3 separate regions of the Homo sapiens genome follow, and regions 1 and 3 are each linked to region 2. Evidence: chromatin loops called from intact Hi-C (ENCODE). Cell type or tissue: endothelial cell of umbilical vein. All regions are shown on one strand. Links, peaks and the distances in the headings refer to the core of each region. The heading gives the core; the rest is flanking DNA. Region 1 overlaps CMIP (c-Maf inducing protein). Region 2 overlaps CMIP (c-Maf inducing protein). Region 3 overlaps GAN (gigaxonin).

Region 1 (8,298 bases), core at 1,918-6,917, 190 kb after region 2:
GGGCAATGGAGCAACCCAGAGATTAGCAACAGCAGGAAGCTGCCCCCACCCGCAGGCCAGAGAGACACAGGGGAGGTGGCAGGACTGAGGCCCAGGGGCTGGAAGCGCCGACAGAGGACAGGCCATAGGGTCCGTCCAGTGGGAGCTGGAGCCACGGAGGAGTTGCAGGTGCCATCAGAGTGGCCTCTGGAGACTGAGGGAGGTAGAAACACTGGCTTCTCCATTCCTCTTGCCTTCCAACCTCCTAGCAGCTCCTCCCACGGGTTGAATCCAGTGACACGGGAGCCTGGGACACAAGAACCTACAGAGATTGGCTCCCGACCACACCCAGCAGATCAGAGCAAGGACAAGGAACGGACCCCAAGGGCAAACAGGCCCAGACTGGCACAGCTACCAACCTCCGGTCCTTAGAATAGCGCCTGGTGCAGGATACACATTTGCTAAAAGAATAAAGCCGGTGATGCTTCATTTGAGAGCCCCTCCAGCCCTGTGATTTCCTGATGGCCACTTAACGATGCTCTTGGGCTGACGAAACACGCCTCCCATTATCCCCAGCCCTGGCCCTGTGCTCCCAAAGCACTCAATAGTAAATCAATAGTGCGTTCTCTGAAACAGAAGCCCAGTGGTGCCCGCCCACCCAGCCTTCAAAGCCAAGATCAGCTGTGCCTCTCCTTACATCGCCACACACGTCAGTGCCCTCCAACACAGACCTTGTGTTTTTCCATCTAGAAGCGTGAGGGACCACAACGCTTCAAGGATGAGAATCAGAAGGCCAAGGTGTTCCTTTCAGCTGTGAGTCATTTTGAGGCCTCGCTGACAGGTGAGAGGGTTCAGCCTCACCTGCCCGGTCAATCCTTCAGCCCTAGAGCCCAGAATAAAGCACAGCCCCCAGTAGGTTTCTCTCTGCTGGAGTCATGCTTCTAGTTTAACTGGGAGAAGACGGTCTGGCACAGGGAAAAGGCTGAGAGCTTTGGGACAGGGCACTCCTGCCAGGACAGGCCACGTGGCCATGGGTCACCTCCTGGCCTCAGTCTCCAGCTCTGGAAAATGGGAAGGATATGACCTTCCTCCAGGGCTGTTGGGCCTGGCACACAGCAGGCCCTCGAACAACGATGCTCAGGGGAGTGTTCATCGCATTTTCTGTTACTGGACCCCAGCGCCCCACTTGGTCTGTGGTAGCTCCTCTGAAAGATGTTAGTATGAGCAACAGCTAGAGCCACCATGGCGCACACTGGCACGGCACACACACAGGCCAGGCAGCAGCCTAAGGATTGTGTATTAAGTCACTTAATCTTCACAACCACCCTGGGAAGCAGGAAATACTGTTTCCTCCACTTTACAGATAAGGAGACTGAGGCACAGAGAAGTCTGGAAACAAACCCACGGGGACCCAGGTTATAAGGGGTGAAGCCATGACCTTCTCCTGGGCTCTCAGGCTCCAGAGCCACCGCGATTGACCGCAACACTAGATCTACCAGGGGTGCCCATGCGGTGCTGAGAGCCACGCTAAAGTCTTAATTAATAGGCTGTCCCATCTAATTCTCACAGTACACCCATTTTGCAGATGAAGAATGGAGGCTCAGTGAGCGCAAACCACTTGTCTAAGGTCATGGACTAATGAGTAGCCAGCTGGGTTGGAACCTGGATGGTCTCGTCACACTCCTGACCACTGCACCCCAAGTTAGCCTCGTTCCTAAGGTCAAACTGGGCTGCCTCTTCCTCCCTCCTCATGCCACTTCTGGAAGCTTCCCTCACCCTGATCCTCTGGAGGTGGCCACACGCCCCCACAAAGGGGAAGCTTTCTCAGCCACCCTCCTCCTCCCTGCCTGCCCCACCCCTCCAACTGCATGGGCTGGGACACCTACCCTCTTCACCACAAAACCAGATGCAAATCCATTCCTCAAATAGACTGGAAGTGTCACCGGATTCTAGTCTCTTCTATAGTAAATACATGAAGTCAGTCTCCATAAACAAATGCATTATTTTAGGGATGAAGATTCACTGGACATCAACAAAGCTGGCGGCGTTTTTGTTTTGTTTTGTTTTTGTTGTTTTTCTTTTAAACTAGCAGCAGCAACCACAACGGAAACCCCATGGTCTGTTTTGGGGTCAAAACACAAAGCCTTCCTCTAGCCCCAGGATTGCACTGGGCAGTGGGGGCAAGAATGCCCCACCTAGGCTGAGGGAAGCGCAGCAAATATGGTTTGGGCAAAGACAACAGGGCAAAGGTTGCAAGTCAGTGGAATGAAAGCCAGCCCAGAGGATCCGAGAGCTGGAATCTTAAATATTCACACCAGGAAGTAATGGCACTAAGTCTGGAGCCAGCTAGGGCCATGCCTGTGTCCCTTGCAAAACGGCTTGGCCTGGAAACAGGAGGCAGCTCCACTCTGGGAATTGACCCATCTGACCCTTGCCCCATTGCCTAGACCCACGGGTCTGCACAGCAGCCAGGCCAGAACGGACCGGGGGGTTCCCAAGTCAGCACCCTCAGCACAAGCTGGAGGTACAATCCCAGCTCCACGCCGGCTCAGCCCCAGGAAGGTGTCCCCGACACGGCAGAGAAACAAAGGCCAGCTCTATTTGCAAACTGGCCTCCTGGAGAATCCCGGGGTGGAAAGGAGCCCACTCCAGCCAGGTGGTATGGCAGATCAGCTTGCAGTCCTGTCATTCACTCAACAGCCGTTTCCGGAACACCTACTATGCGTGGGGCCCAGGCCAGCCGCGCTGGCTGTCTCCTCAACTCCAGCCTCTTGCTGGGACCTTGGCAACCAGGCCCAAGAGAAAGGCGGCTCCTCTGAATAGCCTGCTGGCAGGAAGCCCCACACTCTGGGTCTGGTGAGCAGCAACGGATGCAGGCAGGCCCCGCTCTACGAAAACTCGATCTAGGGGGAGAATCTTCCAACCTACCAAGAAGAGGAAAGAACTCAGAGGTTTACCAGAGGGCAAGGGATCAAAATCAAAACTCAAAAGCTCCCACCAGCCAAAAATGGGCCAACCGGAGCATCCAAAAGAATAGTAACTGCAAGGAATTGAAATTCATCAAATAAGCCGGACATGGTGGCTCACGCCTGTAATCCCAGCACTTTGGGACGCTGAGGAGGGCGGATTGCTTGAGACCAAGAGTTTGAGACCAGCTTGGGCAACATGGAGAAACCCCATTTCTACTAAAAATGCAAAAATTAGCTGGGTGTGGTGGTGCGTGCCTGTAATCCCAGCTACTTGGGAGGCTGAGGCAGGAGAATTGCTTGAACCCAGGAAGCAGAGGTTGCAGTGAGCTGAGATCATGCCACTGCACTCCAGCCTGGGTGACAGAGTAAGACTCTGTCTCAAAAAAAATTATTATTTTAATTATAATTATTTTGTGGCCAATTAATTTTATTAATAAAAAAGAAATTCATCAAATATAAATTTAAATCCATGAATTCATGTTGATATTTAAAAAAAAACCTTTGGAAGATGCTACAAAATCAGTTTATTACTCTAAACTTGATACAAAGGGGAAGAGTGAAGCATTTCTGCTGCCTTTCCTGTACACACTAAACATTGCAACAACCATGTAGCTGATGAAGTGAAGCCCTTCTTCGGATGATCCCATCTGACAAATGAGGAAGGAAAGGTAGAGCTAAAACACCTGCCCTTTGCAATCTCTAATGAAATAATGCACCTGAGCAGTGATTGCTGGTGCCCACTGGAACATGAGCAGGAAAGGTGATGGGGGTGGTGATGGATAGATCAGGCAGCCAGCACCAGAACCTGCCCATCAACCACAGCAAGAAAGACCCCCACCAAGGCATGAGGGACCCTGGAGTGAGGCAACTGGAAGTGCACAGAAACACCTACCTAGAGAGGAATCATGCCGAAAATTTTAATCCAAATCAACCAAATCTCTAGATCAGTGCTCTCCAATAGAAATACAATGCAAGCCACATGTTTAAAACTAAATATTCTAGTAGCCACATTTTAAAAAAGTAAAACAGGTGAAATCAATGTTAATAATATATTTTAACCCAATATATCAAATATATTATCACTTCAACATATAATCAATACAAAAAATGAGTAGTGAGATACTGTATATTTTTTTTCATACTAAGTCTTCAAAATCCAGTGTGCGTTTTACACTTAGAGCACATCTCAATGAGGACCTCATTTCAAGTGCTCAGCGACCATGTGTGGCTGGTGGCCGTGGTATTGGACAGCACAGGTCTAAAACTAACTAGAGGCCAGGTGCAGTGGCTCACACGTGTAATCCTAGCACTTTGAGAGGTAGAGGTGGGCAGATCACTTGAGCCCAGGAGTTCGAGACCAGCCTGGGCAACATGGTGAAACGCCATCTCTACAAAACATACAAAAAATTAGGCAGGCGTGGTGGTGCACACCTGTAGTCCCAGCTACCAGGAAGGCTGAGGTGGGAGGATCATCTGAGCCTGGGAAGTTGAAGCTGCAGTGAGCCACGATCATGCAACTGTACTCCAGCCTGAGCAACAGAGTGAGACCTTGTGTAAAAACAAACTAGGAATTCACAAGGTATGCAGGAAATCTACAGGAAATACAGGGAACAGAGGAATGTGTTAAATGACACCATGAGGAAGCAATCAGCAAAACTCAGAATATGGAAAATTCTACAGGGCAGATGACTAACTTAAAGAGATTGTAAAACCTTCAGTAAGCAAATACAGGGTGTAGACCACGTCCGGAATCTTAAATGAGCAAACCAATAGTAAAAATCATGAATGAAATAACTAGGGAAATGTGAACATTGGACATTTGATATCAAGGAATTATTGTTAGTTTCTTAGGCATGAGGATGGTATTACATTTATATCTATTTGTTAAAAGATACTTTATTTTTTAGAGATTCCTATTTAAGTCATTTCTGATGAACTAACAGCATGTCAGGGATTTGCATCTAAACAGTGGCTGGGAGAGAGGGAAGCATACAGAGGCAGCTACACCCCAAGACTCATCATAAGCTGGGAACTGTTGAAGCAGATGATGAGTACATGGGGGTTCATTTTACTCCCCCATGCTCTCAGTATATGTTTTAAAATTTCCCAAAGTTAGGCTGGCAGCTGTGGCCCAAGCCTGTAATCCCAGCACTATGGGAGGCCGAATCAGGTGGATCACCTGAGGTCAGGAGTTCAAGACCAGACTGACCAATATGGTGAAACCCCATCTCTACTAAAAATATAAAAGTTAGGTGGGCAAGGTGGCATGCACCTGTAGTCCCAGCTACTCAGGAGGCTAAGGCAGGAGAATTGCTTGAACCTGGGAGGTGGAGGTTGCAGTGAGCTGAGATCTCACCACTGCACTCCAGCCTGGGCGACAGAACAAGACTCTATCTCACCAAAAAAACAAAACAAAACAAAATAAAGGTTTGTGATTTGTGATTTTTTTTGTTTTAATGAAGGAAAAAAAAACATTGGTCTTGGACTGGTCCATCACAGTATCTGAGAAAGGTGGTAGTGAAGTGTAATTTTGAAAAGACCTGGAATCGCACCTCCAGGACTTAAATCCTGGCTTTGTGCCTGGCTGGTTGTGTGACTTTGTGCATGTCCCTTTGCTTGCTAAACCTCAGTTTACTCACCTCCTAAACAGGGCTACTAACAATAGTGTTTCCTCAGAAGACTGTCAAAGGATTAAACTAATCCAAACCAAGTGCTTAGCTGAGAGCACATAATAATGTTAGGTGGTAATAACACTACCATTATTGACATTGTCATCATTATTATTAGCAAAAACATCAGTGATGAAGTGATGAGGGCGGCCATCATGGTCCCACTTGGGCGACTCACACCCAGGGAAACAAGGGCCCTGACACCTGCTCCGTGGAGCTCCTGGGCAGCTGTGAGGAGCGAGCACCCCCTCGTCCCCGATCAGACCTTGAGAACTATAACACAAAGAGGGTGGCAGCCCCGCAGCAGGATGCTGACGTCACTGTCGTCAATACCTTGATAGAGGCCCAAGAGACAAAGTCACAGCCAAAGTGAGCAGAGCTTTTGCCAAACGCCCCATTAAAGATACAGGAAAAGCATCCTCATCTAAAATCCTGATGGAAATTGATCAGAAAATGAGGTTCAATTTGCCAGCCAGGTCTGATTCAGGCATACTTCCTTTGGGGCAGGACTTCTCCGTGAGGGCAGGATGTCCGGAGCTCCTGACAAAGGGGCCCCCAGCCAATCACTGCATCAGATCCATCACACTTCCATGCTCCTGCCCACCAGGAAACTCACCTGTTCTCTCCTCCCTGGTTAAGGGAGACAGGAAGACAGCAAGCTGAGGGGTCTGGGTCCCAGTTAAGACCCAGCCCCAAGGATGTGCAGCTGGGGCAGGTAGGCCTCAAGAGACATCTGTTCAGACCATGCCCTTGGGTTATCCAGGCAGCATTCCTGAAACCAGGGTTGGAGCCCTGACCCCAACCCTAGGGTAGGGCTCTGCTTAGGGCCGCCCTGGCTCGACCTGCTCAGGATGACCAGAGGGAGGCGGACAGAGTGGGCGGAAGGGAAAGACAGCCAGACTATGACCCCCGAGTACCTGCACATCAGGCACCAACATGAAAGTCATTCCCATTTTTAGAGCTAAAAAACCAGAAGCTCAGAGAGGTGCCAGAGGCAGTGCACGCAGGAAGGAGGCAGCCCCAATGTCAAACCCAAGTGCCTATCTCCAAAGCCAAACTCCCACCAATGTGTTATGCCGAGCTAGGTGACAGGAAGCAAGCCCCCAGACACACACACAGGCAGGGAACTGTGCAGGCTGAGGGCACATCAGCATCATTCCGGTGGGCTCTCCAGCTGGGTGGTCCTGCCCATGCCACATCTCTCTGCACCTGCTTGCGCATCTATAGGATGGAGCTAAAGAGAGCCCTGTGGGGCAATGACAGCTGAGGACACAGGAGGTCTGCCACACGGGGAGCACACGGTGTTGGTGACACCTGCAGACACCTGAATGAATCTGTTCTTCATGAGGACCTGCTGGCACTTTTTCTCTCTGAAGAGTAGATCTTTATTTGAAAAAAATAAAATGAATGATTCCCTTCCCATCATAAAAGCTGCTGCTCTTAAGGCTAAGGGAAAGGGAACCTGAATTGTATTCAAGAGTTCATTCCTGGAGTAGGGGAGACTCCACGCTGAGCAAAGGAATGGCAGGCAAGGCCAAGGGAGAACCACTCCAGACATGACACTTGCTCTCCTAAGTACTTCCCAACCCCAGTGCACAGTTGACAAAAGCATACATCAGAAGGGGCCCTGAGACACCATGAGGATCCCCATCCTGGGGCCTACGTGGGTCCCTCAGGCATGATCAGATCATTCTGCACACCATCCCAGGCCTGCAGGAGCTGTCCTGAGATCTGTCTCACGGAGCACCCTCTCAGACTGATGGAGAGTGCTGAAACTCCCAATGCAGTCTGTAAATACCTATCAATATTCCAGAGGTGCATAACCTTTGACTCAGACATTTCATTTCTAGGAATTTTTCCCAGAGACATTTTTGCATTTGTCTCAAAGATATATATACATGGATAATCACATGGCATTGCTTGAAAGAGTAAAAGGCTGCAAAAACAGCCATCAGTAAGAAAATGACCAAATAGAGCTATGGAGTAGAATGCTCTGTAACCACAAAAAGAGAACAGGGAAGCTGTCCTGATATGCAACCATTCCTCACTATTGTTTAGTGAGAAAATATTACAGGAAAATGTGCACAGGATTCTATCATTCGTTTAAACAAACCAAATTTGTACGTATTTGCGTCTATGTACCTAATTATGTCCACAAAGGAGATGATCAGAAACCAGGGATGCTGTGGCCTCTGGGGAGGAGATAAGCCAGCCGGGCCACAGGGCAAGAGGGACTTTTCACCACATTTCCTTATAGATTTCCTGAGCTGTGCATCATATGAAAGTCCTATCTATTCAAAAATAAATGCACACATTTAATATTTCAAAATAATATAAAGTAGAGGATGTAGCACTCACTTTGTCTCTAGAACAAGGTTGGGGGAGGAATGCTCCTGCTTTGTTCCTCTCTGTTCAATCATCTCTGATTCCTCCGTTAAGCATGGGTGGATAGGTTGGCATTGCCCAAGTGGGCTCTACTAAAAGCCTGGGAAAACCAAATGGGAAATAAACCAAGAAAGGCAAAAATCACCGGATCAGTCCAGCTCCAGCAGGCTGGGCCAGTGTCCCAGGCAGCAATGGGACTCACACCCCAGTACTACTGAGTGCTACCCTCACAGCCCTTCCCCAGAACCCAGTCCTCTTGTTCCCCCAAGAACCCCAAATATAAAGCAGGGCAAACG
Region 2 (8,298 bases), core at 1,849-6,848:
GATTGCTTTGCTTCTCTTTGATTACCTGAAAAGTGGCAGGTGGTAATACCAATTTCTGGGGTTTGGAGGAGAATTCAACGAGATTGAGGTCCACTCAGGTCCAAGTACTAGCTGCCCCGCATCCCGCCCTGGCCCCCCCTGGCCTGCTGGGCAGGGGAGTGGTCCGGAGCAGCCGGGGACTCACCAGCTCCTTCAGCTCCCGCTGCCGGTCACACAGCTGCTCGTACATGCGCTTCCCCACGTCTGTGCTCTCCAGGGTTGAGATGATCTGCAGTTGGGTGTCGTTGTTGTCGATGATGTTGTATTCCAGCATCAAGCACAGGATCTGTCCAGAACCGCAGGGGTGCATTACGGACCCGGCCTGCCACCCTAGCTCAGCACACTCTGTGCACCCCAAGGGCCTTGTTTTGAAAACCAGCAACCCCACTATCCCCTTTCTGCAGCCCCGGCTGTGTAAGCCTGGGCAAATCACCTGCCCAACTTCCTGCTTGTACAATGGTAGCACCAGTGACCACGCACTGAGGTTCTCCAGGTTCAAATGTCAATGGACATGGGAGTCTCCCAGGCATCTGCTTACCGTGCGGTGTCTGGACATGGGGCAGGCCCCCGGGGGATGTTTGCAGGCCCCTGAGCACTGGTGGAAAGGCCAGAAGTTAAGACACCTCTCTCTCCCCAGTTCCTTCCCCAGTGGCTGTCATGAAGTAGGTGCTCAAACTCACGGAATGGCTCAGAGCCCTGGGCCCATCTACCACACAGCTTCCTAGAGGGCCTCATGACTGCACATGTGGCTCTTCGGCCTGGGGGTCAACACGCCTGACAGCCCTGCCTCTGACATTCCCTTTCCAATGACGATTTTTTTTTTTTTTGAGATGAGGTCTTGCTATGTTGCCCAGGCTAGTTTCAACCTCCTGGGCTCAAGTGATCCTCCTACCTCAGCATCCCAAGTTGCTGGAACTACAGGTGCATGCCATGGTGCTCAGTTCTAGAACTTCTCACTCACCAAGGAGCAGGTCACTCAGCCCACGCTTCTCACAGCGCCTCTTGCCTGTCTCCTGTCTCCCTGCTCAGCCCTCCCCCATGGCCTCCGAATCCCTGTCACAGGACAGCCAAGATTAAATCCAAACTCCTTCCCAGCACCTCTAGGTACCCAGAAGGCTCTTCATGCCCATCCAGCCACATCCCAGACCTCTTGCCCCTTGGCTCCCTGTGTTCCAGCCACCCTGGCCTCCAGCAAGCCTCCGCCCGGGATGTCCCCACAGCCTGCTCAGCTCCCACCTTCCCGCTGCCTCTTCCCCAGGGCTCACATCTGCCCGAACTCTCATTTCCACGGGAGCTCCCATGGCTTTGCTGCGCCTGCCAACTCTTCGATGCTCTTCCCACTGAGGGGTGAAGTCTAGCTCCCACGGCTTTGACTGAGGGCCGGCCGCGGTGACTCACTGCCAGCAGGAGGATGTGGCAGAAGTGATGCCGCCTGCCTTCCAAGGGAGGCTAAGTTAAAAAGTGACATGGCTTCTGCCTTGGTTCCCTTGGGACAGTTGCTCTGGGAGTCTCAGGCTTCTGGGGACTTTGGGACAGTTGCTCTGGGAGTCTCAGGCTTCTGGGGACTTTGGAGCGTGCAGGGAGAGAGAGGAGCAGCAGCAGGTGAGGGGTGACCTGTGGGGCTGGGTGTGTGTGTTCTTGGCAGGTGGACAGGCTACCTGGAGGCCACGAGGTGAAGGGTGCGGCTGGGGAGCCCCAGCCGCCAAAGCCCTCATTGTCTGAGGCCTCTTAGGCCAATGCGAGAAGCCTTGGGGCTAACCCAACCTGGCCCCATCTGACTGATGAGGCCCCAGGTGAGAAGTGCGTAGCTGCGCCCAGGTACCCCAATGCCCATGTGCAAAAGAAATGAACGATCTTGTTTTAAAGCCCTCACTTAGAGGTGGTTTGTTACACAGCAATAAATGAGCAGAACAGAAGCGTCCCCAACCCCACTGATCAATGGATCAGCTGGATCACAACAGAAACAAATACACTGCATGATGAAGGCTCGAGGCTCCCACTAAGCTCAGGACGGCTGGGACTGCACGCCTCACCCACTGCCCCCCGTGCCTGCAGCAGCTCCTGGCTCCCAGCAGATGCTCTATCGGCACGGACAAGGGACGGGGAGCCAGCCACCCCACCAGGGACCCCGACCAGCTCCTTACCTCCACCATGGTCTGGTTCCCCCTCAGTGCCAGGAGCATGCAGGGACCCAGCTTGTTTTCTGCCAGGGAGAGCAGGAATTTTTTGGTCTTGTAACAGGAGCCCATGAGGATGTGCACCTGTGAGGCAAGAAGGCCCAGGTGAAGGGACAGAGACACCCAGTGCCAGCCTCCAGCGTGCTGGCAGGAAGTGAGCCCAAGAGCCGTTGAACAGACCTGCCTACACGCTGTCCAGACAGCCAGGTGTTCTAGGATCACCAGGCCCCAGGGGGATGCAAGAAACCCCTCCCTGGCACACGATCTAACCCAGATGAACCCTGAGGACACTATGTTGAGTGGAATAAGCCAGTCGCGAAAGTCACGTTCATGATCCCTCTTTTCATTCTGTCTTTTGCCTTTTAGTAGTACCTGATTTAACTATAAGCCCCAGCTCAGCAAGGGTATCTTTTGTATAAATCTATAATACTAAATGCAATAAAAGCTGACTAGAATGCAATTTAAGGTCTCTTGATTTAAACAAATGTAGCCCTTGCTATTTTTATTTTTTTTGAGATGGAGTCTCGCTCTATTGTCCAGGCTGGAGTGTGTAGTGGTGCGATCTTGGCTCACTGCAACCTCTGCCGCTTGGGTTCAAGCAATCCTCCCACCTCAGCCTCCCTAGTAAGCTAGGATTACAGGCATGCACCACCATACCTGGCTAATTTATTTCTATTTTTAGTAGAGATGGGGTTCACCATGTTGGCCAGGCTGGTCTTGAATTCCTGAACTCAAGTGGTCCACCCAACTCGGCTTCCCACAGTGCTGGGATTACAGGCGTGAGCCACTGTGCCCGGCCCTTGCTAGTTTTTTCAAGAATCTGTAATAGAATCTCTAAATATGTAATCTCCTGCCATTATAAAAGTTCTGATGTTTGAAACACTTATTACGTTGAAGTTTTAAGCAGAAGGAGACTCTGACTCCACTTACATGAGGTACCTGGATAGGGAAATTCAGAGACAGAAAGGAAAAGTGGCTGCCAGGGACTGAGGCCGGGAGGAAGGGGGAGTCAGTGTGTAATGGATGCTGAGTTTCAGTTTCGGAAGATAAGAACGTTCTGGAGATGAACGGTGGTGATGGTTGTGTTACAACATGAATGTCTTCAGTGTGACTGAACGGTGTGCTTACAGATGCACACTTTTATATGATGTGTATTTTACTGCCAAAAACAAAAAAGCCCCCTCCCCTGCTCCCCTCGGGAGTCTGCTGACAGTTGATCCTTTGAATTCCTGGCACCGCTGGAACCACGTAGAAACTTCTAGGCAGCCTTCGCACATGTATGGGGTAGGGGACGTGACGAAGCCCAGCCACCTCTGCCAAGCCCGCTGTGAGCTCGGAAGGGTGTTTTGGGAGACTGCCTGCGCCCCAGGAATCCAAGAATTGGCAAATCCTGCTTCCTCTTGGGTTATGTGTTGGGCGGTCTTTTGTTCTGGTGCATGGGCGATGGGGGCCCAAGGGCAGGGGTCCCCGGTCACCGGGGCTGGGGGGAGGCCTCGACACCCCATTGGCTTTCCTCCAACTTCACACAATGGCAAATGCCCTTGGCGGTGGAGAAAGCAGCCTCATCAAGGGGCCGGCTTCCAAGCCATGCATCTCCATGGCAACAACACACTTCCATCCAGCGGCTGCCTGCTTCCTTCCTTGTGTATATTTTTTCCGCTCCATCATGAACAGCTCTGGCATACAAATGCAATCTCTCGGGCTGGGAAGCCGCCAGCTCCCTGCGCTTTCTTGCACCGAATCCTCACATTGTAGGGTGGGGGCGGGGGCGGGGGGGCGCAGCTGAGCGTTGCTATGGTGAAGCTGTGACATCAGAGGAGAACCCGAGAGGTGACCGAGAGCGCGAGAGAGGTGGTGCAGGCTGGCAGGGGCAGGCATGTTCCTAGATGCGCAGGGCCCTGAGAGGCCTGGGGTGGCCGGCGAGGAGTGGCGAGGGAGTGCATGAGGCAAAGGGCCTAAAAATAAGCCCTTTTCAAGAAGCTCCCAGGGGCAGCGCCTCAATTTGTCATCGCTGCACAAACATCTCTGCTGAGTTCAGTGTGGACAGCCAAACCAGCCACCCAGCAGAGAGGAGAATCACCACCGGCGTCATTTCCGAGCAGCGACTGTGCCGGCCCGCCGGGCGCCGTGCATCTACTGTTGCATGCGATCGCTGCGGTAACCTCGAGAGGCCAATGCGAGGCTCCCGGACGAGGGGCTGAAGCTGGCAGAGGCAAGTTACCAGCCCAAGGTCAACAAGCTAGCTCCCAGCAGAGCTGCGACTGGAAGCCCAGTTTGAGTGTGGGAGCACCAGTGACCAGTAAATGGAGCTGGTTTTCTCAGCAAGTGGAGTCGGCGAGGCTGCTGGCCACTAGGGTGCAGCATCTGCCCTGGGGGAGGAAGAGTCTGTGGCCCTTTACTCCTGGAAGAAGCCATGTGTGCCTGGCCAAGGAAGGGCTTGGAAACAGAAGGCCTGTGGGACCCCAGGCACGCCACCGAACCTCTGTGGGCCTCTGTTTCAACAGAGGTGTAATTCAGCAACAAGGATGCAGTACAGATAAAAAAGGATAGTGCATATGAAGTGCCGGATACAGTGCCGGGCACAAAGAAAGTTATCATGGATGCAGCTATTGGTTTGGTGACCTCAGACCCCTCATGATAGTGGGAACAATCCCCCTGACCGCGACACCTCCTTGTAAGGATTAAACAAGCTGGTGGACCTGCAGTGCCTTCCAGAATCCCTGGTCCCGTTGGGCACTCAATTTCTTGTAGGAACATAACCATGGCAATGAACTGTGTGACCTTAGGCAGTAACGGCCCAGGCTTTAGCTGCCTTGGGTATAAAATGGGGCAATGACATGTGTCGTCTTCTCACTGTGCTGTGAGAGCTGAGTGCAACTGGGAAAGCCAAGTGCTTGGCTTGGAGCCTCAGATAAGAAATGAGTAAGTGACAGTCACGGTCACCATCACCACCACCACCACCACCACCTTCATGATCAGCACTGTGTTAGCCGGGAAACTCCGGGGCTGGCCCCAGGGGATGGGGGACGGCTGTTTTACTAGTCAGGCATGGCAAGCCCAGGGACCCCTGGAAGTCACCCCACTGGGGTCCCACTGCGTACCATGCTGGCGAACAGCTCCCCGTCATCGTCGCAGGCCACCCCTCCGGGGCTGTAGAGCTGGAACCAGCCATCTTTGCCGGCCCGCACGCTCAGCAGGCATGAGTGGACCTGCCAGACAAGGGAAGACACAAGTGTGAGCTGCATGCAGCCCCGGTGACAAGGGCGACCATGATCTGCACACATGAATGGGAAAGGCTCAGGCAAGTCCTGCAGTCAAGAAACCCGCTTAACTTTGTTTCCTCCAGCAACCCCCAGCCTTCCACCAAATGCCATGAAAGGTCTTTCGGGAAATACCGTGGCCCCCACACCCCAGGGGACTCTGGCTACTGGCTGTCAGCTGCACAGGAGGGAGGGCAGGCCCCGGCTTGATTGGCTGATCTGAATGAAGCGGGCCTGTGGCTGCAGCAGGTAGAGATGCCCAGAGCAACCGCCCACAATCAGCCCCTTTTCCCTTTCTCCTGCCCCCTTTCTCCTTCTGCTATGCCTTCCTCTGGGTGGGGCCATCTCCTGGGTCTCCGTTCTCTGTTTGGTTCTCTGTCCTCCTCTCTCTGTGTTTCTAACTCCTCTCCCGTGCTCTCTGCCCTCTTTCTCTAGAAACCTCTCCCTGCTGCCTCTCTGGGGTTCTGCTGCCCCCAGCACTGACTCTCCCTCTTGGGTGTGTGCCTTCTGCCCTCCCTTTCTTGACTTGTGCAGGCACCATCCTCCCCTCCAGGTATCTGCCCTGCTAATCTCTCTCTCTCTCTCTCTCTCCCCCTCTTTGGGACTCTGCCACCCTCTCTTGTTAGGTCTCATCCCCACTTCCTTCCCTGAGTCTTTGTCCCCCTCCACTGAAGGATCTGTCCGTGGCTGGGGGCAATTTCAGTGCCAAAAGCACAGCTCTCACATTCCTTCCCAGAGCTGTGTGTCTGTGTGGATGGGCCTGTTTGTGCATGTGAGCACACGTGTGTGTGTGTATGGGAGGAATTCCACATCCACTCTGGCCCCTGCTGTGATTACACAGAGAGAGAGGGAAGGAGGGAGAGGATGGAGAGCGGGGAGAGTGAGGGAGAGAGACAGAGCATGAGAGCAAGGGCGTGCAGGAAACACAAAGGACTTTTCCCCACCTCCTCCTGTCCTCCGAAGAAAGCTGAGAGAAGTTCCTCATCATTTCCTTTAGGAAAGGACGATTGGCTGCCAAGAATCTGTTACCCACAGATATTAAACTGATCACAACCCACACACGAGCACACAGAAAACAAAGGCAGTGGCTTTTATTTTTCCCTCTGAGCTGGAAGAATATCAAGGGTTCCCTTATCGACTTCAAAGCAATAAGGACTTAGGAGTGTTGAGATGCTATTCAACAAATATAGCAAATAATTTTAAAGGAAACAACTTTGGCTTCATTTAGGAAGGAGAAGGTAGAAGGGAAGGGAGAAAGAAGAGTGAGGAGGAAAAGGGAGAGAGAATCAGCAGAGAAAAGAAAGAGGCAAACAGGAGAACAAGGGCCTGGGTGTGGGACCTTGGCCAGGGGAGCTGGCTCCTTCCAGACCGGCAGGTCACTCGGGGCCTCATGCACATTTCCCTGGTTTGAGAATTACCCTCCCAGCAGCTGGCCCTGCCTCTCTACTCTGAGAAGCAGCTGATGCCACTTTTGTTCTCCCAGCGTCAAAGGCTGGGTTTGAATTAAGGCTCAGTTCCCAGGAGAATTCTGAGACGCTGTCTTCACAGGTGGCAAGGAAAGACTTAAGTTTAAGAAAAATGGAGACACTCACTGGTCCCTGACATTTAAAAGCACCATATCCACCGTTTCTCCTTTTTCCCTCCATGCCTGAGGAACACTTAGGGAAATCGGTGTTTAGAATTGCGGTGTTTTGGAACTAGAGTCTTCAAGATCCCTCCAGAACTCGGTTTTTCAGTGTGGCCTGGAGACCAGCCCCTCAGAACCACTTGGGATGCTTGTTCAAAACGCATCAAAACGCATATGCTTGGCTCCACCCAGGCCCCGTGAGCTGGAACCGGGAAGGGATGCGGCGGCAGGGGGGTCTGCCTTTTGAACAAGCTCCTCAGGTAATATAGTTTGAGAACAAGTACTCTAGAACTTCTGGAATTACAGCCTGATAAACTGTGGGTTCTGAGTCAGAGAGACCTGCCATGGTTGGACATGGCAAGACCTTGGTGTCCATGTGTCCTCAGATTCCTTCTCAAACACCATGCTCCACCCTCCAGACTAAGGTCCAGTTTGACCCATTTAGCTAAGTCCAGCCAGTTCAGTACCACCTTCTCCAGGAAGCCTCCTGGGGATGGCTCTATGGAGAGGAACTCCCCCTGTCCTCTGCTCATCCTTCCCCCTGTTCTGCCGGGAGCACGAGTCTAGGTCTGTCCTCAACTGGGAGTTAGGGCGCTACCACACCCAGAACTCATGCACACAGAGAAGCAGGCTGTGAGCATCTCAGAGCACAGCACACAGTGCAGTGAGATGGTTATCAGCACCAGGCTCGAATCTTGCCTCAGTCGTGGACCAGCCGCGCAACACTGGGAATACTATAGAAGACACTCACAGGGATGCTGTGAGGCATGAGAAAAGGAATGTGTGTGACCCGGGGCACAGCACCTCCTAAAAGACAGCTGCTGGTGCTGTTACTATCAGATGATGCGGGCCCAGGGCTACAGGCTGGCTTCCTTGCCTGCCTAGGTCCCTGCCCATGTGCACAGGCTCAGGGGCAGAAGGTGGAAGGCTGCCCTCTCCCTGGAAGCCCAGCTTTGGTGAGGGACACAGCAGCCCTTCAGGGAAACCCTTGGCCACCATGACCGGGAAATAAAAACCCAGCTCTGAATCCCAGCTCAGATTCCTTGCTCTGCCCAGTGATTCACATAATAGCAGAACCAGACAGGATCAAAATGCTGCCTCAGAGCTGGTTGAGAGCTGCCATGCCAGCCCAGCCCGAAATCAAGGCCTCGGCTGCGGGCAGAAACCACCAGCCAGTGGAAAACCACCCCCGGTG
Region 3 (8,298 bases), core at 1,407-6,406, 330 kb after region 2:
ACTGGACCATGACTGAAACAGATGTGGTTGGGGGTGGGGTTCATCTTTTATCCTCTAGTTCACACGTCTTACAAAGGCATCTGAAAGTACCTGTTTCTTCCTAACCATAAGATACAAACAGCACAATGTGGTCAGTGGGGTAGACCAGTGAGATGTTTTGTGGAACATCATGATGATTAAAATCTCTGTGGACTAATATACAGCCGACATTAGCCCATTATATATTAGTTGATACAGCCCTGAGGCAAGGCTGTGGAGGCATACTGTTGCCCCTGACAAGTAAAAGCAAACTGCTTCTGGTGACCCTTGCAAATTGGTATGAAGAAAATACATTAGCTATGTCAACGGCTGCCATACTAAGGTTGGGAACTGTGCCTCATAAAGATACAACATTTGTGTGAGGATATTACGTCTGGGAAAGAATTTGGGATCAGTATGATCACCTGATTAAGTTTATGAAAACTTTCTCTGTGTGCATTAAAAAAGCAAAACATCGGCTGGGCGCGGTGGCTCATGCCTGTAATCCCAGCACTTTGGGAGGCCGAGGCGGGCAGATCAAGAGGTCAGGAGATCGAGACCACGGTGAAACCCTGCCTCTACTAAAAATTAGCTGGGCGCGGTGGCGGGCGCCTGTAGTCCCAGCTACTCAGGAGGCTGAGGCAGGAGAATGGTGTGAACCCGGCAGGTGGAGCTTGCAGTGAGCCGAGATCACGCCACTGCACTCCAGCCTGGGCAACAGAGTGAGACTCCGTCTCAAAAAAAAGCAAAAGATCTACCATGAGTAATGTAGAATTCTACCCAAAGAAGCTAGAAAAGAGTAAAAGAAACCCAAAGTAAAAGGAAAACCTAAAAACAAGCTACACAAACATTTTAAAATTGATAACATGTTTGAAATAAAAATTTTCCAAGATTTTCCGAGATCCACTTTACTTTTCTACTTTTTCTAGGTGAATTAAGTGGGGATGTGATAGGCATCACCTCTCCTGCATTTTCTACTCTTTCATGGTGGCATGGTTTTTGCAGATTCACCCAGGATGCAGTATTGTTTCTGGTTTTCTATTTTGGTAGGGAAGCAGAGCTCCGGGGACTTCCACTTAGCCCTTGTTGTCATGGTGGCTCCCAATCCATGTGTCAGAGAACCAGCATGGTGATTTTGCCAGTTGTCAAGTATGTCTATTCTAGTTATATATTCAGGAATCAAAAGAGGAAACTGACAGATCTCAACTTCAAAGAACAGTTAATTTAACTTATATACTGTAAAAAATTAAAGTAGAGGGGCATCTAGGCTAAGCGAATGCACGGAGGCAGTAAAACACAAGAGGATTTAAAAAGTGAGCTGGAGTATACGATATGTGAAAGAAAGATACTAAAAAAGGGTGAAACTTTTTCTTAACCTCAAATCATGGAGAACCCTGAGTAGGTGGCTAAGAACTATTACCTTTGTTTAGTAAGCAGTGGGAAACAGTCAAGAATTCTGAGAAGGGCAATCAAAAACTCTGAGCAAAAAGGTATGTGCCACTATGCCTGGCTGATTTTTGTCAGGTTCATCTTTCAAAACCACAAATAAGTAACTGCACTGGCAAGGCTGGCCAGAGGCTAATGACACTACACAGATGCAGGAATAACTGTGAGGGTAGCAGCGGGGCAGGGAAGGTGGGAAATGTGAAAAATGCTACCAAGATTTAAAAAAGGACCAGACCTGGCAACTGATGAGTTGCAAAGTACAAGACAGAATTCAAGATGATTCCCTTTTCTGAGACAGGGTCTTGCTCTGGCACTCAGGATGGAGTGTAGTGGCACGATCATGGTCTACTGCAGCTTCCACCACTTCCCAGGCTCAAGTGATCCTTCTGCCTCAGCCTTCCAAGTAGCTGGGACCACAGGCGTGGACTACCATGTTCAGCTCATTTTTGAATTTTTTCAAAATTCATAGAGACAAGGTCTCACTATGTTACTCAGGGTTGTCTTGAACTCCTGGGCTCAAGGGATCCTACCACCTGGGTCTCCCAGAGTTCTGGGATTATAGGTGTCAGCCACTGTGCCAGCCAAGATGACCCTTTTTTGAACATGGATGACTGGGAGGATAGTAGTGTTACTAACAGAATATGGACACAAGGAACAGAAATAGAGAAACCGTCATTCTGGGTATATGAAGCTGTTGCTCTGGCTTGGTAATACTTTATGGCAATTTCTTTGCTTTCCTTTCAAGCAGTTTTGCTTTTATTCAGAAAAACAGAAAAGAATAAGATATGGCTTTTTTCCCAGAAAGTTTTAACCTAAAAATAGGGAACAAAGACAGGAAAGACAAGAGATTACTTAAAAACAATCGACATGGTCTCCAATCAAATATGGACTGCTCATCCGGCAACTACAGTTTCCACACTATGCCAATATAACACATTTGCGTCTGATCTTTTAAGAAATAAACTACTCCTACATGTTATTTTGTTCTATCGATAGTTATAGGAAAGCCTATATTTTTAAGTCAATCTAGCGTGGTAGTTGAAAAGGTGGACTCTGGGGCCAGAACGCCTGAGTTCAGATCCCACCTCAGCTTCTTGCTCCTTGTGTGTCTGTGGGCACACCGCTCACCCTTTCCTCATATGGAAAATAGGAATAGTAACAGTACCTACATGCGCTTCAGAGTGCTGTTTTGAAGATTAAATACATGGCATTTGGTGTTATATGTGTGTTTAATGTTATCTAAACATGTTAGAATCTTATATTGGTAAGATAAATTAACAGCTTTCTTCATTCTATTTACAAACATCAGAGAGCTTAGAAATAAGGAACTGAATATACATTAATTTTATTTGGAAGTGCTCTTATTTATTTAGAGACAGGGTCTCGCTTTGTTGCCCAGGCTGGAGTGCAGTGACACAATCTCGGCTCACTGCACACTCCACCTCCTGGGTTCAACCAATTCTCATGCCTCAGCCTTCTGAGCAGCCAGGACTACAGACACGTGCCACTATGCCTGGCTAATTTTTTTTTTTGTACTTTTAGTAGAGACAGGGTTTCACCATGTTGGCCGGGCTGGTTTTGAACTCCTGGCCTCAAGTGATCTGCCCGCGTCGGCCTCCCAAAGTGTTGGGATTATAGCCTGGAGCCAGTGCACCTGGCGAGAAGTGCTTTTAAACAGCAAAGAAGGAACCACAGTCTTACGTTTAATTATTATGAACTTAAAGCAAGTGATAGTTATATTAAAAGCTTATCCAGTACAAATATGTAACAACCTGATAGGCCAGGTGCGGTGGCTCATGCCTGTAATCCCAGCACTTTGAGAGGCTGAGGCGGGCGGATCATTAAGTCAGGAGTTCGAGACCAACCTGGAAAACATAGTGAAACCCTGCCTCTACTAAAAATACAAAAATTAGCCAGGCATGGTGGCATGCGCCTGTAGTCCCAGCTACTTGGGAGGCCGAGGTGGAAGAATCGCTTGAACCCGGGAGGCAGATGGTGCAGTAAGCCGAGATCACGCCACTGCACTCTAGCCCGGGCGACAGAGCGAGACTGTCTCCAAAAAAGAAAGAAAGAAAAAAAAAGACTTCATCCCTTGGGCAATCAGCCCTCCCAGTCATGTATCAAGGAAGGAAAAATGTAGAGAAGTCTGAAAATCTGCCCCTACCACAGCAAGTATTCTCTAAACTGCTCTCTAATAAATTTTCCTAAGATAGTCTATTCCTGTAATTGAAAAAAAAGGCTATGCAAATACCCTAAATTTAAAATACATGTTAGGCAGCATTTACATGCATTTGCAGCATCTTTGTAACTGCTCACTGCGTGCCCTCATCTAAAACAGCATGAAATTAAACATTATGTTATGGCACCCTCTTCTGGTAGCACGACTGAACTACTCTAATAAAATTACGTTTAGCACAGCAATTTCCCCTTAGGATTTAAACATATTACTGCAATAAGAATACTGCTCAGTGGTTACAACAATAAAATGTGTGAGGAAAGAGAGAAGACATCGAGAAGGATGTTATCTACCCTACAAGACATACGTGGCACTTGTCAGAGGTTTTAAGAATCTCAGAAATCAAGCCTCAGCCACTTAATCAACATTTTACTAAGCATCTGATACAGACAGGTAGGATGCTGGAAGCCAGGATACAGAGCTGACGAAGGTGGACCTTGCCCTGAAGTTGCTTGCAGTTAACAGCTACAACCCCAGAGACTTGTCTGGAGGGCATGGAATCATAGATGAAGGGATAAAAAATCAGACTAGGAGGCATGAGAAGGCTTTCTCTAGGTTTTGATAACTAAGCAGTTTTGAAAAAGGCCAAGCTAACTGGATGGACAGCGGGAAGGGAGCTTTTAGGCAAGTAGCAGCAATACGAACAGAGCTGAGACAACCACACATGTTTGCAGGGGAAAGTGGCTCGGTATAAAGTATCTGGGTCAGTAGCAGAAAAAGCAAAGGCCATATCACAAAAGGCTATATATGCTAAGTTAAGGAGTTTATTTATTTTTCTTTGGAGAACAGGGTCTTGTTATGTGGCCCAGGCAAATCTCTAACTCCTGGGCTCAAGCAATCTTCAGTTTCTACCTCCCTAAATGTTGAGACTACAGGTGTGAGCCACCATGCCCAACAAGTTAAGGAGTTTTAAACTTTTTCCTAAAAGCTATAGGGAGCCAATAAATGATTTTAAGCAACTAAGCGTCAAGATCTCATCTACATATTAGAGATATTTTCTATTTGCAGACATTTTAAGTTACTAGCACTTGTGAAGTCACTGAATAAATATCTAGTATGCATGAGACGTTATCTCCTAAATCCATAATTTAATAAAGTGACTGAAAACAAAACTAAACAAAGCTAAAATACGACTGAAAGCACAAAGAAAAAGTTGCAGTAGCTATGTGAAACCATTCTTAGTTACCTTTTAAACTCATCATGGTAGAACTCGGACTTGCAAGTTACCATCTCGCTACCCTGGGCGTCCTCACGACTTCGGACTCCCCCAAACACATACAGCTCCATAGCAACTCCACAGGCCACCGCTCCAAACCTGAAAGGCCACACACAGCGTTATCAGGCACAAGCTGTACAATGCGAGATCTCACTCCCGCGTTCCTCTTATGCTGGTTTAACTCTGCAGCATTACTACGTGGGCCTTCCTTTCTCAGGAAATGCCAAGTCAAAGAAAAGGTTACTCTGAAAGAAAAGAACAAAAGCCAGGCAGGGTAAGGGGCTCCAGACCCAGTGAACAGCAAGGGAATCTACAAAGTCCACCCCACAGCCACGTACCTCCTCTCTTTTAGTGGACATATGGCAGTCCACTGCTGGGTCCTGGGATCATAACACTCTACAGACTCAAAAAGCTTTCCGTAGGAGCCTCCACCCATGGCGTAGATTTTCTTTTTCATAGCTGCATAGCAGCCGATCTGAAAGCAGAGAACAATGGTGGGGGAGAGGCAACATTTCTCATTCAGGTCAGGTGAACAGATATTAAACTGTCTGGGCCATACTTAAAGAGATTTAGGAAGGGGTTTGATTTCTAACCGTAAAACGATGGTGCTTTTCAGTATTACAACACCGGACTTTAAAATGAGAAGAGCAAAGTAAGACACATATTCTTAATCTTCAGAAAAGGAGCTCTTACTCCAACTGATACTATTTCACTAACTGAAAGAAGTTCAAAAGCCTCATTTTTATTTATTTATTTATTAGAGACAGGGTCTCGTTCAGTTGCCTTGGCTGGAGTGCAGTGGTGCCATCATAGTTCACTGCAGCTTCAAACTCCTGGGCTCAACAGATCCTTCCGCCTCAGCCTCCTGGGTAGCTGGGACTACAGGTGCACAGCACTGTGCCCGGCTAACTTTATTTAAAACTTTTTTGTAGAGATGGGGGATCGCTTCAGCCTAAGAGTTCAAGACCAGCCGGGGCAACATAGTGAAACCCTATCTCTACTTAAAAAAACAAAAATTAGCTGGGTGTGGTGGTGCACACCTGTAGTCCCAGCTATTCAGTAGGCTGAGGTGGGAGGATTGCTTGAGGCAGAAAGAGGTTGCAGTGAGCCAAGATGGCGCCACCGCACTCTAATCTGGGCAACAGAGTAAGACCCTCTCTCAACAACAAAAGGAAAGAGAGAGAGAGAGTAAGAGAGGGAAAGACAGAAAGAAAATAGGTTGGGAAGATGTGGCTGCTGCACCATTTGCACACTCAAATGTGGAGCTTGACACACAGCGGTGCTGCACAGGGCCCACAAGCAGGATAAACTCTCACACACGCTCACTTTCCTATCTTGGTGTGTGGCTGATGACAGTGAAGGCAAACTACCGATAAAGAGAGTTCTATAAAGTTAATTCTTTTAACACCATCAGTTATATTAAAGGTTTATTCAGGATATGAAGACACATTAAGTTTAAAATCCAATGTGTACACAGACTAGTTATCACAAAATGCAGTCCTCACCTTTCTGACCATGGTCAAATCAGGTTGCTTTGTCCAGGTTTTAGAATAAATATCGTAACACTCCATGGAAATCAGCTCCTTTTCACCATCCTCTCCTCCCAAAATGTACAGCATCCCATCTATCTCCACAATTCCGAAGTTATGTCTTGCCTGAAATTACATTAGCGATCCCTGAACACACAAGGCCAATGATCATATTGAAAGCTGATATTCATACACTTAATAAAAATTAGAGAAACATAAAGATGGCAAAAATAGACAATGGGGACTCCTAGAGCAAGGAGACAGGGAGAGGAGCAAGGGCTGAAACACTAACTATTGGGTACGACGCTTGGTACCTGGGAGACTGGATTAATCTTACTGCAAACCTCAGCATTATGCAATATACACACATAACAAACCTGCACATGTATCCCCGAGTCTAAAATAAAAGTTGAAACTATTTTTAAAAATTAGAGAAATCTTTTTTCCCAGTGTTCCAGCATGGAAGTACCACGTTCAAAACCATTTCTCCGGTAATGCTTCTTAAAGATTTCTGGCTTCCCTAACAGCCCACTCTTCCAGCACAACAGCCAGAGAGGCCAAAGCCACTTCTCAAAACAAACTTAAGAAATACATGGTGAGTTCATCAGAAAATCCTCACTTTTTAACCCATAATAGCTCACAACAAGAAAATGAACTGTTACCTCTGGTTCAATACAATTATTTTTGCATAACAAAGGGCAGTGTTTTCAAGTTGACGTGGGAAAGGCTAGTATAAACTATGGCAGAAAGGGCTGTGGAGGACAGGGTCAGGCCAAGGCTATTTGGGATCATAGAAGCCCTAGGTGTTTCATGTCCGTTTGTCAATGAATATTTATGTAGTAAACCCTACGTGCCAAGCACGATTCTAGTGCTGAAAATGAAATACTGACCAGAACACATGTAATTCTCTGCCATCAAAGAGCTTATGTGAAAAACTTTAAATGCCTGGTCCGTGAGATGGTGAGACGTCGTACGAAGACGGGGACAGGAAAGCTAAGAGGCAGGAGGGAGGCCCGCTGAGAAGGTGCTGCGAGGAGGGGGCAGGCCACGCTGGCATCTGCACAGGGCAGGATAAATGTGAAGGCTGGGGTGAGGGCATTCCTGGAAGATTTCAGAAACTCATGGAGGCCAGAAGGAGTGAGGGCCAGGAAGGGGAGGAGAGCCGGGCACTAGAAGGAGAGGTTGGAGCGAATGAGGCAGGTGGCTTGACAAGGCTGCCGTTTCTTCCCTGAACTCAGACACAAAACAAACAGAAGCGCTAAGGGGAAAGAGAAACACATCAAACAAACCAACCAACTAGTGTTTTACCTCGTTCATAGGTGGCAATGCTGTCCATGTATTTGCATCTGGATCATACTTTTCTCCTGAGCTAAGAGTCTGCTTATTTTCATCTTGGCCCCCGAATACAAACAAAAATCCTTCTGCAAAGATCAAAGGAAACACAAATATGAAATGTGAGTCTTCAACACCCATAAACGCCACAGCATATATAGAAACAGCATCTGAAGAAACTCTCTGATGACAACAATGTTCTCTTTGGATTCAGGGCTTTTATCACATCCCATTGGATCCTTGGTGATGGAGCCAAACCATCACTTTGACCATTTTGCTTTACTCATTACTGTCTTTGAGGGGATTTCCACCACCCTACAATGAAAAAGGAAGCCTGGCGTCACCCGCTCAGTCACCAGGCAACTCTGGGCCATCTCAATTCATCTCTTCTGTTCCCTCTCAGCCTCTGGGATTCTCATACAACTTTTGCACCGCAGCGCACATCTGTTCATTCTAGACCCCAGGAATACCCAGATCTGAGGCATCCGTGTGCACTTTCTATTCAAAACAGGATCTAAGAG

What was found. Peaks named below come from ENCODE experiments on the same cell type or tissue, not always from the same donor. Only the 100,000 strongest peaks of a DNase experiment are listed, where the experiment ranks them.
Region 1: a loop joins it to region 2, with 4 times the contacts of the local background. A loop is called at or near these places in 3 of 110 quality-filtered maps.
Region 3: a loop joins it to region 2, with 9 times the contacts of the local background. A loop is called at or near these places in 8 of 110 quality-filtered maps.

Annotation. Positions count from the first base shown.
Region 1 is chr16:81,507,785-81,516,082 of GRCh38, reverse strand. All of the region lies in intron 1 of CMIP (c-Maf inducing protein), which reads right to left. Among named protein-coding and RNA genes, the nearest start is that of MIR7854, 22 kb to the left of the region's middle. RefSeq lists enhancers at 1-169, 2,563-2,692, 2,400-3,230. In endothelial cell of umbilical vein, for the core only: no CTCF peak of the experiment used is centred there; DNase peaks (open chromatin) are centred at 2,782 and 4,592; H3K27ac peaks cover 3,868 bases.
Region 2 is chr16:81,693,687-81,701,984 of GRCh38, reverse strand. It overlaps CMIP (c-Maf inducing protein), which reads right to left. Exons shown (of 21, transcript NM_198390.3): 14 at 5,318-5,425; 15 at 2,184-2,300; 16 at 185-325. Among named protein-coding and RNA genes, the nearest start is that of PLCG2, 81 kb to the left of the region's middle. In endothelial cell of umbilical vein, for the core only: a CTCF peak has its summit at 4,563 (motif pointing right); DNase peaks (open chromatin) are centred at 3,854, 4,554 and 6,464; H3K4me3 peaks cover 106 bases; H3K27ac peaks cover 3,665 bases.
Region 3 is chr16:81,362,067-81,370,364 of GRCh38, reverse strand. It overlaps GAN (gigaxonin), which reads right to left. Exons shown (of 11, transcript NM_022041.4): 6 at 7,754-7,866; 7 at 6,422-6,571; 8 at 5,255-5,391; 9 at 4,887-5,015. Among named protein-coding and RNA genes, the nearest start is that of MIR4720, 19 kb to the left of the region's middle. In endothelial cell of umbilical vein, for the core only: a CTCF peak has its summit at 3,831 (motif pointing left); DNase peaks (open chromatin) are centred at 2,344 and 3,834; H3K27ac peaks cover 758 bases.